2 separate regions of the Homo sapiens genome follow, and region 1 is linked to region 2. Evidence: read pairs that join two places in POLR2A ChIA-PET (ENCODE). Cell type or tissue: B cell. All regions are shown on one strand.

The links. Peaks named below come from ENCODE experiments on the same cell type or tissue, not always from the same donor. Only the 100,000 strongest peaks of a DNase experiment are listed, where the experiment ranks them.
Region 1: POLR2A ChIA-PET joins it to region 2 with 14 read pairs; 2 of 35 experiments call an interaction of 5 or more read pairs at or near these places.

What each region holds. Positions count from the first base shown.
Region 1 is chr3:58,438,016-58,443,015 of GRCh38, forward strand. All of the region lies in intron 1 of LOC107986092 (a long non-coding RNA gene), which reads left to right. Among named protein-coding and RNA genes, the nearest start is that of PDHB, 6.7 kb to the left of the region's middle. In B cell, no CTCF peak of the experiment used is centred here; no DNase peak of the experiment used is centred here.
Region 2 is chr3:58,194,159-58,199,158 of GRCh38, forward strand. It overlaps DNASE1L3 (deoxyribonuclease 1L3), which reads right to left. Exons shown (of 8, transcript NM_004944.4): 6 at 3,663-3,820. Among named protein-coding and RNA genes, the nearest start is that of DNASE1L3, 14 kb to the right of the region's middle. RefSeq lists an enhancer at 2,412-2,591. In B cell, no CTCF peak of the experiment used is centred here; DNase peaks (open chromatin) are centred at 2,002 and 2,523; H3K4me3 peaks cover 809 bases; H3K27ac peaks cover 2,390 bases.

The DNA.
Region 1 (5,000 bases), 240 kb after region 2:
GTGCCCTGCTAATATTTTTGTATTTTTAATAGAGACAGGATTTCACCTTGTTGGCCAGGCTGGTCTCGAACTCCTGACCTCAAGTGATCTGCCCACCTTGGCCTCCCGAAGTGCTGGTATTACAGGTGTGAGCCACCACAGCCAGCCACATAAGCTCTTTTTAAATTGGCTTTCCTGGAACTCTGTTCCAAAGAAGGAATCTTAGATAAGACTTTTTGCCATGGGTTTGTACCCTCAAATACGTATGAGTTGGGTAAATTCCTCTCTTCTTGAGGTTCCAAGATAACTTGGAGTTCCTGGGTCTGTTAGAAAGTGACATTCTTTACTTACCACAGGTCAGAAATCCTGTACAAGGACTGTGTAGGCAAGGTATGAGGCCAGTTCCCCAAGGGGCTTCTATTGGCTCTATAAGTTAAGTTTAATTCCTTAAAAGAAAACATGCCATTCCAGTCAAAGCCTTGATAAAATAACCAGTTTCTCCAATTGTGTCCTGTTGCAAAAGAAAACAGATACTTATTTGCACTTATGCAAATAACTATATTGCATAAATTAGGAATACTCAATTAGTTTGACCATAGGTAAGATTTTCATAAACCTTTTATTAACCCTTTACTTTTTTTGTGAAAGAGCAGATTAGTGTTCTAAGAAAAACCTGTTGTACTTTTAGTCCAATGCTTAATTTATGGAAAAACTGAATAATACCCCTTTAACTTTAGCCAATATGTTCACACAAAGAATTTCTTTTTACAAGATTCATTTTTTATAAACTTTTCATAACTTGCTCAAACCTTTAGCTTTATCCTGTTTAACTTAAAACAATCCTTTAACCCTTTAGACAAGAAAATCCACATTCCCGTGACTTCTTATAATCTTTTACTAAAAACACATTTCGCTTTCCCTACACGCCTTACGTGTAGAAGAACTGTTTCTTTAGTAGTCTCAAATACATGTTACAATGTTAACTCTTAGCAACTTTTACTTTTGGTGAAAACCTTGGTAAGTAAGGGGTTTGGGTCCAGGGTTTCCGCACTGTAGTCCCTTCAGTGGTCACCAGAAAGATGTTATAGGAAAGGGGTCCCGATCCAGTCCCCAAGAGAGGGTTCTTGGATCTCGCACAGAAAGAATTCAGGGCGAGTCTACAGTGCAAAGCAAAAGCAAGTTTACTAAGAAAGTAGAAGAATAAAAGAACGGCAGCCGGGCGCGGTGGCTCACGCCTGTAATCCCAGCACTTTGGGAGGCCGAGACGGGCAGATCACAAGGTCAGGAGATCGAGACCATCCTGGCTAATACAATGAAATCCTATCTCTAGTAAAAATACAAAAAAATTAGCCAGGCATGGTGGTGGGCGCCTGTAGTCCCAGCTACTTGGGAGCCTGAGGCAGGAGAATGGTGTGAATCTGGGAGGCGGAGCTTGCAGTGAGCCGAGATTGTGCCACTGCACTCCAGCCAGGGCGACAGTGCGCGACTCCGTCTCAAAAAAAAAAAAGAATGGCTACTCCATAGACAGAGAAGCCTCAAGGGTTACTGGTTGCTCATTTTTCCAGTTATTTCTTGATTATATGCTAAACAAGGGGTGGATTATTCATGCCTCCCCTTTTTAGACTATATAGGGTAACTTCCTGATGTTGCCATGGCATTTGTAAATTGTCATGGCGCTGGTGGGAGTGTAGCAGTGAGGATGATCAGAGGTCATTCTTATCGCCATCTTGGTTTTGGTGGGTTTTGGCTAGCTTCTTTCCTGCAACCTGTTTTATCAGCAAGGTCTTTATGACCTGTATCTTGTGCTGACCTCCTATCTCATCCTGTGACTGAGAATGCCCTAAATGTCTGGGAATCCAGTGTTAAGGGGGTGGTGGGGGGGCTTGTTCTTAGAGCTCCCAAGATGGTGGCACGCTGCTTCCAAGATGGCGGCAAGCCTCTTGTTCTCTGACCTGGGGTTCTTGGCCTCACGGATCCAAGGAATGGAATCTTGGACCATGTGGTGAGTGTTATAGCTCTATTAGAAGCCGTGGGTCACGGAAGAGAACCGTGGAACCCAGCAACTAGTGTTCAGCTCGATTAAGATGAACCCGGGCACTTAGCCGTGCAGGAACAATGGCAAGCCTTTAGCCCGATCGGGAGCGGCAATGGGTGCCTCGCTGGATCAGGAGCACAGCGGACACCCTGCCGGATCCAGAGGGGTGGAAGTCAGCAGCGGGTCTGCAACGGTGGCAAACAGCAGTGGTGGACGGTAAGCAAAAGCTCAGTTCGAGCCATAACAAACATGGACCAGAAGAGTGTGCAGTTGCAAGATTTAATAGAGTGCAAACAGAGTTCCCATAAAATGGGAGGGGACCCGAAGGGGGTTGCCGTTGCCAGCTTGAATACCTGGGTTTATATCCCGATTGTTGTCCCTCCCCCTGTGCTCTCAGGTGATAGATGATTGGCTATTTCTTTACCTCCTGTTTTTGCCTAATCAGCATTTTAGTGAGCTTTCTTTTCTACCTGATTTGTCAGGTGCGAGCTAAGTTGCAAGCCCCGTGTTTAAAAGTGGATGTGGTCACCTTCCCAGCTAGGCTTAGGGATTTTTAGTCGGCCTAGGAAATCCAGCTAGTCTTGTCTCTAACCAGTAGGTCTCAGCCTCATTTTACCCAGCTCCTATTCAAGATGGAGTTGCTCTGGTTCACATACCTCTGAGAGAGACATCAAGATGAAGGAATGATAGCCCAAAGAGAAGCCAGGATCTGGACCGTGGTCTAAACAAAGGACAGTATTCTTGAGATATATTTAATACAGAGATCCAGAAAAGCCAGGAACGCTGAGTCTGTGTAGCTAATCTGGAAGGCAATGTGAGTCACAGGCCCCAGCTGAGAATGTTCTTTTGAAATAATGACTGTGGACATTTTAGACACATTAGAAGTTTCATGCGCGTCTGTGTGAAGAGACCACCAAACAGGCTTTGTGTGAGCAATAAAGCTTTTAATCACCTGGGTGCAGGCGGGCTGAGTCCGAAAAGACAGTCAACGAAGGGAGATGGGGTGGGGCCGTTTTATAAGATTTGGGTAGGTAAAGGAAAGTTATAGTCAAAGGGGGGTTGTTCTCTGGCAGGCAGGAGTGGGGGTCACAAGTTGCTCAGCGGGAGAGGTTTTTGAGCCAGGATGAGCCAGGAGAAGGAATTTCACAAGGTAATGTCATCACTTAAGGCAAGGACCGACCATTTTCACTTATTTTGTGGTGGAATGGCATCAGTTAAAGCAGGAACAGGCCATTTAAATATCACTTCTTTTGTGATTCTTCAGTTACTTCAGGCCATCTGGATGTATACGTGCAGGTCACAGGGGATATGATGGCTTAGCTTGGGCTCAGAGGCCTGACAAGAAGTATATTCATTAGTACATGTGCCTTTCTTTCAAACTCAAACTGGCCAGTTTGGAAAGGCTGGGTGGAATTTTCTGTTTGAAAGCTGTTAACGAAAAAAGTCAAACTGTAAAATATTTAAAGAAGTTTATTCTGAGCCTTATAATTTAGTGACCTTGGCCCAGGACACAGCCTCAGGAGGTCCTGAGAACATGGGTTCAAAGTAGTTGGGTTACCATTTGGTTTTATACGTTTTACGGAGACAGGCAAAGACATACAGGCAAAGACATAAATCAACACATGTAAGGTATACATTGGTTGAGCCAGGAAAGGTGGGGCATCTCCAAGTCGGGGGTGGGATGCTTCCAGGTTATACATGGATGCAAAGATTTTCTGATTGGCAGTTGGTTGAAAAAGTTAAGCTTTGCCTGAAGAGTTGAAGTCAGCATAAAGAAATGCTTGAGTTAAGATAAGAGTGGTTGTGGAAGCCAAGGTTTTTGCTAAGTAGATGAAGCCTCTGAGTGGCAGGCTTCAGAGTAAATAGATGGTAAATGTCTCTTATCAGACCTTCAAAGGTGTCAGACTCTTAGTTAAATTTCTCCTGGATCAGGGAAAGACCTGGAAAAGGAAGGGGATTCTCTACAGAATGCAAATTTCCCCAAGGCAAGGCTTTGCAGGGCCATTCCAAAATATGCCAAATAAACATATTTTAGGGTAAAATACTTGCATTTCCTTTAGACCCTGTTATCTGTCATGTGATGGTATACCAGAGTCAGGTTGGAATTTGGTATCTTACTGCTATAAAGAGTCTGTTTTGTCAGTCTTAAGAAATGTATTTTAATGTTAATGCTGGTCAGTGGCACCTAAACTCCAAAGCGAGGAAAGTATACTGAGGGTATCCTACCTGCCTTCCCATCTAGTGGCCTGAACTTGTTTTTCAGGTTGTCTTGGGGAATCCCCTTGGCCAAGGGGGTGAGGGTCCATTCAGTTGATTGAGGGTCTTATAATTTTATTTTTAGTTTACAGAGTAAAAAACACAAAAGGTCAAAGTGGTGAATTTTAAATCCATAATCTTTTAAAAATGACTGCATCTCTATGCTCACTAGATTTTCCTAAAAGAGATTTCAAGGTGTAAATTGGCCAACTAGTCTTCTCTCGGAACTAAATCTTTTCAGGGTTACACGGAATATTTGCCCTTAAGAACATTTTGGGTTCTTTGTCAGTTGTCAGAAAGTCCTTCATTCAAGGTTTTTGGGCCGGGTGCAGTGGCTCACGCCTGTAATCTCAGCACTTTGGAAGGCCAAGGCAGGAGGATGGCCTGAGGCCAGGAGTTTGAGAGCAGCCTGGGCAACATAGTGAGACCTCATCTCTATTAAAAATAAAAATAATAATAAGATTTTCTGTATACCTTTTCCCAGTTATAATATATAGCCACAGTTATCAAAACCCAGTAACTGACTTTGGTACAACTATACTGTTAACTCCAGGAGAGACTTTATTCAGATTTCATCAGTTTGTATATGTATTTGTGTGTGTGTGTATGTGTGTGTGTGTGTGTGTGTGTGTGTGTGTAGTACTGTAGAGTTTTATCACATGTACATTTTCATGTAGCTACCACCACAATCAGAATACAGAATTGTTCCCTCGCCATAAAGAAACTTCCT
Region 2 (5,000 bases):
TTGGGTGATGCAGTTGTGGTCTACGTGGTCCTGAGTGACTTCCCGAGGAATGGCAAGGTGAGTCAAACTGCCATTTCATGAGTGACCAGTGGGCCTTCCCCATTCTAATCAACAGTTTTGGTATCTGCATTTGCTAACATCACCAGCACAACTAACTTTTTTTTTTTTTTTTTTTTTTTTGAGACACAGTCATGCTCTGTCACCCAGGTTGGAGTGCAGTGCGCCATCTCAGCTCACTGCAACCTCCACCTTCCGGGTTGAAGCGATTCTCCTGCCTCAGCCTCCCAAGTAGCTGGAATTATAGGTGTGTGCCACCACGCCTGGCTAATTTTTGTATTTTTAGTAGAGACGGGGTTTATCCCTGTTGGCCAGGCTGGTCTTGAACTCGTGACCTTAGGTGATCCGCCCACCTCAACCTCCCAAAGTGCTGGGATTACCGGTGTAAGCCACCGCTCCAGGGCTACGGCTTTTTTTTTTCTTTTTTTGAGACGGAGTCTCTCTGTGTCACCCAGGCTAGAGTGCAGTGGCGCAATCTCGGCTCACTGCAAGCTCTGCCTCCTGGGTTCATGCCATTCTCCTGCCTCAGCCTCCCGAGTAGCTGGGACTACAGGTGCCCGGCACCACGCCTGGCTAATTTTTTTTGTATTTTTTAGTAGAGACGGGGTTTCACTGTGTTAGCCAGGATGGTCTCGATCTCCTGACCTCGTGATCCACCGGCCGCAGCCTCCCAAAGTGCTGGGATTACAGGTGTGAGCCACCACGCCCGGCCCGGGCTACGGCTTTTAATTCAACCCAAATGTAAATTCTTCGCATCAAGTTAGACATTTGTGAAAGCTTTCTTTAAGACTCAGAAAGCAAAGAATGACATGTTAAAGGCTCTTCCATTTCTGACTTCTTCTAGGGATGTGCAGGACCAGGCCAGTGTTCATGTGACGTTTTCAGTCCAGGGCACCAGCCAGATCCTGGGCATCTTTGCATGTTCCCCCAGCACTCAGCACATGAGAGGTGTTTGATAAATATGTGAACATGGAACAAAGACTGGAACTGAGACCATCTTGTCTAATTACATTTTTAAAACATCATTTTTATGGCTTTTCATTTTCTCCGTTTATTTTATTTAATTTTACTTTTTATTTTATTGTATTGAGACAGGTCTCACTATGTTGTCCAGGCTGGAGTGCCGTGGCTATTCACAGGCATGTGATCATGTTGCTCTAAAGCCTTGAACTCCTGGGCTCAAGTGATCCTCCTGCCTCAGCCTCCCAAGTAGCTGGGATTACAGCATATGCCACCACAACTGGCCTATGACTTTTTAAAAGCCACAAGAGGCCGGGCATGGTGGCTCACACCTGTAATCCAAGCACTTTGGGAGGCCAAAGCAGGCGGATCACCTGAGGTCACGAGTTCAAGACCAGCCTGGCCAACATGGCGAAACCCCATCTCTACTAAAATTACAAAAAAAAAAAAAAAAAAAAAAAAAAGCGGGGCATGTTTGTGTATGCCTGTAATCCCAGCTACTTGGGAGGCTGAGGCAGGAAAATCGCTTGAACCCGGGAGGCGGAGGTTGCAGTGAGCCAAGATCCTGCCACTGCACTCCAGCCTGGGCGACAGAGCAGGACTCTGTCTCAAAAAAAAGAAAAAAAAGAGGCACAAGAGTTATACATGTTGTTATGAGAAACAAAATTCAGAGCATCAAAATAAGAAATGAATCTTTAAAATGTCACATGTAATCCCACCATCCTTTGGGATACATGTGTATAAAATCAGGATCCTTTTAGTAAACATCTTTTTCTAACCTGTTCTACCCCTGACCTGATCTACTGTGGCCATGTTGCCTTCTGATTCTTCTGTATCATTTTCAATCACTTCCCACTCATTTGCCAGGGGAGAAGAATGGCGCTGGAGAAGGGACTTGACCTACCCACGGGCACACAACTGCCATGTGTAACTGAGTGAGTGGCCATCGTCCAGGCTTTGCTGGAAGTCCTTCAAAATAGGGGGTCTGGGCACTTAGACCCCTGTAACTCCCCGCCTTGGGTTCCCACTTTGCAGAGTGATAACTTCTGCAAAGGAAACACCAGCCTCAAAAGCTCCAAGAGGAACAGGCCGGGCATGGTGGCTCACGCCTGTAATCCCAGCACTTTGGGAGGCCGAGGCGGGCGGATCACGAGGTCAAGAAATCAAGACCATCCTGGGTAACATGGTGAAACCCTGTCTCTACTAAAAATACAAAAAAAAAAAAAAATTAGCCAGGCGTGGTGGCGGGCGCCTGTAGTCCCAGCTACTCGGGAGGCTGAGGCAGGAGAATGGCGTGAACCCGGGAGGCGGAGCTTGCAGTGAGCCGAGATCGCACCACTGCACTCCAGCCTGGGCAACAGAGCGAGACTCTGTCTAAAAAAAAAAAAAAAAAAAAAAAAAACTCCGAGAGGAAGTGAAAACGAGTGGCCTGGTGGCTCTCATGCAGATGGCCATCTCACACTTCCTCGTGGCAGGCTGAGCTCTGGGAACTGTGGCCACCACCTGGGACCAGGCTCCTAGGGGTTTCCCCACCTGTGGTCTCTGTGATGGAAGATCACTAACATTCACACGCCTCAGGCACTCCCCCCTCTGTCCCCATTGAAGGAGCAAAGATGAAAGCTGTTTGAAAATCCCTGAAGGGACTTTAAAAAGCACGAGGGAATGCTAGGACTTAAATGTATGCATTGCATTTAGGAATATGTAGCTAAAGCTTTAAAAATATAAATACCGTTGCACTAATTGGTCTCATTTTTAGGGTTGCTTCCTGAGGAAATCATAAATACTTGCACAAAATGCACAGAGGATATTGATTTTAGCAGTATTTATAACAGCAAACCCTTGGTAATAACCCAATGCCTAATGATGGGGATTGGGCGCATCAATTGCGGTAAGTCTTTGTGATGGAACAATGATCAGCCCATGAATGTAATGAGCACTTGCCGTATGCCAGGCATTGTGCTAGCAGCCTGACATGTTATTTCATTTACTCCACATCGGATCTTCATGAGTGAGGCACTAGGATAACTTCCATTTTACAGGGGAGGAAATGAAAGACACAGAGAGCTTGTCTCTTGGTCACAGACATATGAAGTGATAATGTCAGGATTTAAATCCAGGCCTATCTGATAGCGAAGCCAGTGCTTACCTCTGCTAAGCTACAGTGCCCAGGGCCACCGCATAGGGTCCTGTGGTTCATACGCTACATGTGGTACCCAGTAGAGGGGCCTGACATTTAATTGACTCAGCTCTGCAAGCAGTGTGCTTTTCTTATTTTTATTTTTATTTTTTATTTTTGAGACAAAGTCTCACTCTGTTACCCAGGCTGGAGTGCAGTGGTGCGATCCTGGCTCACTGCAGCCTCCACCTTCTGGGCTCAAGCGATCCTCCCACCTCAGCCTCCTGAGTAGCTGGGAGTATAGGTGTGTGCCACCATGCCTGGCTAATTTTTGTATTTTTTGTAGAGACGGGGTTTCATCATGTTGCCCAGGCTGGTCTCAAACTCCTGTACTCAAGCGATCCATCCATCGAGGCCTCCCAAAGTGCTAGGACTACTGGCGTGAGCCACAGTGCCCAGCCACCTTGCGTCTTTCCTAGTGCACACCAAGCACTGTGGTGAGCCAGCAGCACCCTGCAGGGCCTCCTACCTGTCATATGCACAGTTGGTGCTCTTCTTCACCGTGGTGTCCTCTTGGTCCCCGATCAGCCAAACAAACCTGGGGTCAGTCCTCAAGCGGATGTTCTTCCAGGCCTTCTTGGGGACGTAGCTGCAGCCGGCATTGAAGTCACCCATGAAAATGAAATTCTAAAAGACAAGATTTGGAACTGTCACCTGGTGGGTGCTGCTGCAGAATGCTTTCACACTGGACTCTAGCAAAGACTCTGCGTCCCAGGCCCAGTAAACAACAGGGTCTGTTATGGGCTGAATCTTGTCTACCCCCTGCTCCCGCCCCGGCCAAATTCCTATGTTGAAGTTCTAACCCCCAGCACCTTAGAATGCGACTGTATTTGGAGATAGAACCTTTCAAGAGGGAATTAAGGTAAAATGAGGTCATATGGATGGGCTCTAATCCAATATGACTGGCGTTCTTGTAAAAAGGGGAAATTAGGACACAGAAAAGTGGAGCAAAGACCATGTAAAGACACTGGAAGAAGATGGCCGTCTACAAACCAAGGAGAGAGGCCCCCAAAAGACACCAGCCCTGCTGGCACACCTTGTTCTGGGACTCCAGCCTCCAGAACGGTGACGAACTCACTTTCTATTGTTTAAACTTCCCAGTCTTCAGTATGGTACTTTGTTATGGCAGCTCTAGCAAATGAATATAAGGTCTTTAAAAATTTCTTTTTGTTGTTTAAAATTGAGTCACAGTTTTGATGAGTCGATGACAGGCGAGTGCGTACCAGGGAGGATGTTCTTAACAGGAAGGAGAATGTTTGCTGTTCTTAGTCGCCACATTTCCATAATTCAGCATGCAGAGTCAGGTGTGGATAAAAAAAATTTCAGTGAATCTATTCCCTCACATCTTTTGTCCCTGGCTCAAACTACTGTAGGGTGTAAATATACGAATGAATCAACGCCTTTTGCTTTCAAGCAGGAAAAGTGAATTTGGGTGGTGTATTGACAACCCTGGCATCACTCTTTCTCTCCTATTGTTTTGAAGTTGGAAACTTATTTCTGTGAAAATTCAGTCCCTTGAGGAGGTGGGAGGCATCTTCAGGGGAGGGGACCATTGAGTGAGCTGTCCACCCCCACCCAAGGCCACCAAGAGAAACTTCCTATCTTGGAAATATTTTTCCCTGCAAGGCTCTTGGAACAGAATTTTCAACATTCCACAATCCAGAGGAAGTGCCAGATTTCCTTGTTTGTGCTATTGTTTGGTGGGGCATTGCTGACTTCAGAGTTTTCTTCAAGAACATTTTATTTTGACCTTGGTGATCACAATTTTCCCCATGATTGATGGGTTCAGTTGAGGACAGAGTGTCAT